Linked DNA regions of Homo sapiens: region 1 is linked to region 2. A link is an interaction called in ENCODE POLR2A ChIA-PET data of the cell type or tissue named here. Cell type or tissue: Panc1. All regions are shown on one strand. Links, peaks and the distances in the headings refer to the core of each region. The heading gives the core; the rest is flanking DNA. Region 1 overlaps CEP20 (centrosomal protein 20). Region 2 overlaps LOC107984869 (a long non-coding RNA gene).

Evidence for each region. ChIA-PET counts read pairs that join two places held together with the same protein. Peaks named below come from ENCODE experiments on the same cell type or tissue, not always from the same donor. Only the 100,000 strongest peaks of a DNase experiment are listed, where the experiment ranks them.
Region 1: POLR2A ChIA-PET joins it to region 2 with 5 read pairs; 15 of 35 experiments call an interaction of 5 or more read pairs at or near these places.

What each region holds. Positions count from the first base shown.
Region 1 is chr16:15,881,734-15,884,543 of GRCh38, forward strand. It overlaps CEP20 (centrosomal protein 20), which reads right to left. Exons shown (of 5, transcript NM_144600.4): 2 at 2,275-2,472. Among named protein-coding and RNA genes, the nearest start is that of CEP20, 5.5 kb to the right of the region's middle. In Panc1, for the core only: no CTCF peak of the experiment used is centred there; no DNase peak of the experiment used is centred there; H3K27ac peaks cover 493 bases.
Region 2 is chr16:15,935,726-15,938,535 of GRCh38, forward strand. All of the region lies in intron 1 of LOC107984869 (a long non-coding RNA gene), which reads right to left. Among named protein-coding and RNA genes, the nearest start is that of ABCC1, 12 kb to the right of the region's middle. In Panc1, for the core only: no CTCF peak of the experiment used is centred there; no DNase peak of the experiment used is centred there.

The sequences.
Region 1 (2,810 bases), core at 276-2,775, 54 kb before region 2:
GAAGACATTTAAAAGTCAGCAGAAGATATTAAAAATATTCTCACCACTCAATAACTGTTACACTTGAAGAGCAAATTTATTTCTCAAGAAATAAAATTCAACAGATAAAGGGAATTTATCTTTATCTCCCCACCCCCAACCCCCAATATCATTCTCTGCCTCCTATCACTAGGATGAGTTTGGAGTTTCCCGCTGCTAGAGTCTGGATATTTGTCTCCGCCCAAATCTCATGTTGCAACGCACTCCCCAGTGTTGGAAGTGGGACCTGGCGGGAGTTGTTTGGGTCATGGGGGTGGATCCCTCATGGCCTGGTGCTGTCCTTACCACAGTGAGTGGGTTCTCATGAGAACAGGTCATTTATAAGTGTGTGGCACTAACCTTCCCCACCCTTGGCCCCTGCCTTCACCATGTAACGTGCTTGCTGCAGTGAGCAAAAGCTCCCTGAGGCCTCCCAGAAGCTAAGCAGATGCCAGTGCCATGCTTGTACAGTCTGCAGAACCGTGAGCCAAGTAAACCTCTTTTCTTCAACCGGGTGCGGTGGCTCACGCCTGTAATCCCAACATTTTGGGAGGCCGAGGAGGGCGGATCACGAGGTCAGGAGACTGAGACCATCCTGGCTAACGGTGAAACCCTGTCTCTACTAAAAATACAAAAAATTAGCTGGGCATGGCCTGTAGTCCCAGCTACTTGGGAGGCTGAGGCAGGAGAATCACTTGAACCCAGGAGGTAGACGTTGCAGTGAGCCGAGATCAATCCACACTCCAGCCTGGGTGACAGAGCAAGACTCTGTCTCAAAACAAACAAACAAACAAACAAACATACAAAAAAACCTCTTCTCTTCATAAATTACCCAGTCTCAGGTGTTTATTTATAGCAATCCAAAAACAACCTAATATACCAGCCTAGTCCTTTATAAATACCATGCTTTTAGATACATACATTTGTAAATGTACCTAAGCACTACATAGTAGTAATATTTCAAAGTTTTATCTCCATTATATCTATCTATCTATCTATCTATCTATCTATCTATCTATCTATCTATCTAGATACACACACACACACACACAAATAGACATATATCTACATATCTATATATAGACAGGGACAGTTTTTTTTCTTTTAAGAGACAGGAGTTGGACCAGCCTGTCCAATATAGTGAAACCCCGTCTCTACTAAAAAATACAAAAATTCGCCGGGCCTGGCAGCACACACCTGTAGTTCCAGGTACTCGGGAGGCTGAGGCAGGAGAACTGCTTGAACCCAGGAGGCGGAGGATGCAGTGAGCTGAGATCACAATAGAGTGAGACTCCGTCTCAAAAAAAAAGAAAGAAAAAAAAGACAGGGGTTGGGTGCAGTGGCTCATGCCTGTAATCCCAGCATTTGGGGAGTGTGAGATAGGTGGATCACCTGAGCCCAGGAGTTCAATACCAGGCTGGGCAACATAGTGAGAGCTCATCTCTATAAATAATAAAAAAATTTAGCTGGGCATGGAGGCATGCACCTGTGGTCCCAGCTACTCAGGAGACTGACGCAGGAAGACTGCTTGAGCCCAGGAGGTGAAAGTTGCAATAAGCCATGATCGCACCACTGCAGTCCAGCCTTTGCAACAGAGTGAGATTCTGTCTCTGGAAAAAGAAAAAAGAGACAGGGTCTCTCTCTGTTGCCCAGACTGGAGTGCAGTGATGCGATCATGGCTCACTAAAGCCCAGAGCACATGGGCTCACATGATCACCCCCTCCCCGACCCCTGCTCAGCCTCAGCTAGGACAACAGACACGTGCCACCATGCATGGCTAATTTTAAAAACTCTTTTCCAGAGATGGGGTCTCCCTGTGTTGCCCAGGCTGGTCGCGAACTCCTGGGCTCAAGTAATCTTGCCTCGGCCTCCCAAAGCACTGAGATTACAGGTGTGAGCCACCTACCCAGCCTATTTTTTAACAAATAATATACTTAATCAGCGTATATTTTTAAAGCTTAATACACAGGAAAAAACTGGTGGCAAACAGGACAAAACGTCAACAATTGTTTATTCTCGGTTACAGGAATTATAGATGATTTTTCCAAGTATATGCCTAGTTTAAGTGATTATTTAGTTATGTATTTTCTCTTGTAAGAATCTGTTTAAGCTACAGAAAGAACCCATGTGATTTTTGTGTCCCAGTCACCCAGATGGCACTATCTGGTAAGGGAATTAGATTTCTAGGATAAACAGTTTCTGAGAATTGGGGAAAGGGGAGAAACAGATTTTATGTGATAAATAATAACCACTTACCTGCTATGAGGACAGATGCTGTATACTTATATTTGTTGAATTCTAAATACTCTCGAATTAATTCATTAATTAGAAGGTTTTCATGAGACAATGATGGTCGGGGTTCACGGTCATCATCTAGGGCATTGAAAACTTCAGCTCGGATCCTTGCTTTTAAATGCCCTAATACCCCCTTTTTTTCCAAGGTGTCCTTTAAAACTGTTCGATATAAAATATTAAGGCTTCAGTTACAGAGTAAATTTGTCATTCTTAGGCATACTTTGAAAAGAAATGTTGAAAAGGTAAATGGTACAAAAACAGCTCTCAAGCAGCTCTTAATCTAAACATTGTGACAAATTATTAAACAATTACACTACCACCAGCCATGTTTATACTAAAACATATAGTTCTCATGTTGCAGTGATTTAGTCTTAATATATTTGAGCAAATTCAAGTTTATTCCTACATCATCAGCACTGTCAGGGGCTGTAGTCTAATACATATTCTTTTTTATTTTATTTATTATTTTTTTTGAGACACAGTCTCGCTCTTTCACC
Region 2 (2,810 bases), core at 108-2,607:
GGAAACAAATATGAACAAAGGACTTGAATAGACATTCCTAGAAGATACGTAAATCACCAACAGGCACATAAAAAGATGTTCAACATCATTAGTCTTTAGAGAAACACAGACAAAAACCACAGTGAGGTCTCAATTCACACACACTAGGACAGCTACAATTTTTTTTTAAAGTGTGTGTATTGGGGGGTGCAGCTGGGAACAGTGACTCATGCCAGCACTCTGGGATGCCAAGGCAGGAGGATCACTTAAGTCCGGGAGTTTGAGACCAGCCTGGGCGACATAGCAAGACTGCCATCTCTCCAAAAAATTAAAAAATTAGCTGGGAGTGGTGGCACACCCCTGTGGTTCTAGCTACTTGGGAAACTGAGTCGGGAGGATTGAACCCAGGAGTTTGAGGTTGTAGTGAGCTATGATCATGCCACTGCATTCTAGCCAGAGCAATAGGGTGAGATCCTATCTCTAAATTACATAAATAAATAAATAAGTAAATATGCAGAAAATAACAAATGCTGACAGGAATGTGGAGATATTGGAACACTCATGCATTGCTGGTGGAAATGCAAAATGGTTCAGCTGCTGAGAAAAACTGTTTAATGATTCGTCAAAAAGTTAAACACAGAATTACCATATATCTCAGCAATTCTACTCCTAGAATATTCACAAAATAAATGAAAACATGCACTCACATAGATGCACATACACACATGTCGACAGAGGCACTATTCACCGCGCCGGACCCAAAACATGTATTTTCTTAGGAACACCAGATAGCACTTCAGTGCTATGCTTGGGGGCCATTTCAAACAGCAAAATCAATAATAAATACCACAGAAATGTGAAACCTATGGCACACAAATGCTGCAAAAAGGACATTTGTGGCCTGGCGCAGTGGCTCACGCCTGTAATCTCAGCACATTGGGAGGCCGAGGTGGGTGGATCACCTGAGGTCAAGAGTTCAAGACCAGCCTGACCAATATGGTGAAACCCCGTCGCTACAAAAAATACAAAAAATAGCTGGGCGTGGTGGTGGGCACGTGTAATCCCAGCCACTCGGGAGGCTGAGACAGGAGGATTGCTCAAACCCAGGAGGCAGAGGTTGCAGTGAGCTGAGATCGAGCCACTGCACTCCAACCTGGAAGACAGAGTGAGACTCCATCTCAAAAAAAGAAAAAAAAAAAAAGGACATTTACAATAGGACAGCTGAAACAAGAAGTCAGGGTGTGGCCTCATTCAACCTCAGATAGGAACATGTGTGTTGAGCAACTCAAATTTTCTTCTTTTTTATTTGAGACGCAGCCTTGCTTTGTCACCCAGGCCCAGGCTGTCCCAGGCCCAGGCAGTGACGTGATCTCGGCTCACTGCAACCTCTGCCTCCTGGGTTCAAGTGATTCTCCTGCTTCGGCCTCTTGAGTAGCTGGGATTACAGGCACCCACCACTATGCCCAACTAATTTTTGTATTTTTAGTAGAGACTGGGTTTCGCCATGTTGGCCAGGCTGGTCTCGAACTCCTGATCTCAAGTGATCCGCCAGCCTCAGCCTCCCAAAGTGCTGGGGTTACAGGCGTGAGCCACCGCACCCAACCCTTTTTTATTTTTATTTTCATTTTTTTGAGACAGGGTTTTGCTCTGTCACCCAGACTGGAGTGCAGTGATGCCATTGTGGCTCACTGCAGCGTCAACTTCCCAGGCTCAAGTGATCCTCCCAGCTTCCAAAGTAGCTGGGACCAAAGGTGTGCACCACCACAGCTGGCTAATTTTTTTTGTCTATTTTTGGTAGAGACGGGGTTTTGCCATGTTGCTCAGGCTGGTCTCCAACTGCTGAGCTCAAGTAATCCACCCACCTCAGCCTCTCAAAGTGCTGGCATTCCAGGTGTGAGCCATCACGACCAGCCAGGGATCTCACCATTCTTAAGTGCCTCTCATTGAATTCTCCTGTTGATAGTTGCATTGATTTCTCACTCCTTCTTCTACTCTGTCTCTTGCTACATCTGGACCCTCTCTCATTCATTTTCTCAAAGACATTCATCTAGAATGTCTAATTTTTGTGGTTGGGATCAATACAGTTCACTTGCTTTATGGGGTGGGAGGAGTGTAACTTTTCTTTAAACTGAATTCTAAGCAGTTTTCAGTTTTAACTCACTACAGTCTCCATGCTATATTCTGAATGTTTATATCCCCCAAAATTCATATGTTGAAATCCTAACCCCTAAGGTGATGGTATTAGGAGGTGAGCCTTTGAGAGATGATTAGGTCTTGACAGTGGAGTTCTCATGACTGGGATTAGTGCCCTTATAAAAGGGACCCCAGGCTGGATGTGGTGGCTCACGCTTGTAATGGTTCAGCTACCAAGGCCCCCAAAGTGTTGAGATCGCTTGAGCCCAGTGGTTTGAGACCAGCCTGGGCAACATAGTGAGACGACATCTCCACTTAAAATTGAAATAATAATAAATAAATAAAAAGGACCCCAGAGAGATCCCCTGCCACTTATCATAGGAAGGCACAGTGAAAAGACAGCTATCTAGAAAAGCAGGTCCTCTCCAGACACTTGAATCTACCAGCATTTTGATCTTGGACTTCGGTACCATGTTACAACAGCCATACATTGTGCTACTGATATTCCATATATAATTGACATTTTCAGGGTTTTTTGTTTTGTTTTTTGTTTTTTTGTTTTTTTTTTTTTTGAGACAAAGGCTCGCTCTGTCGCCCAGGCTGGAGTGCAGTGGCACGATCTTGGCTCACTGCAACCTCCGCCTCCCGGGTTCAAGTGATTATCCTGCCTCAGCCTGTTGAGTAGCTGGGACTACAGG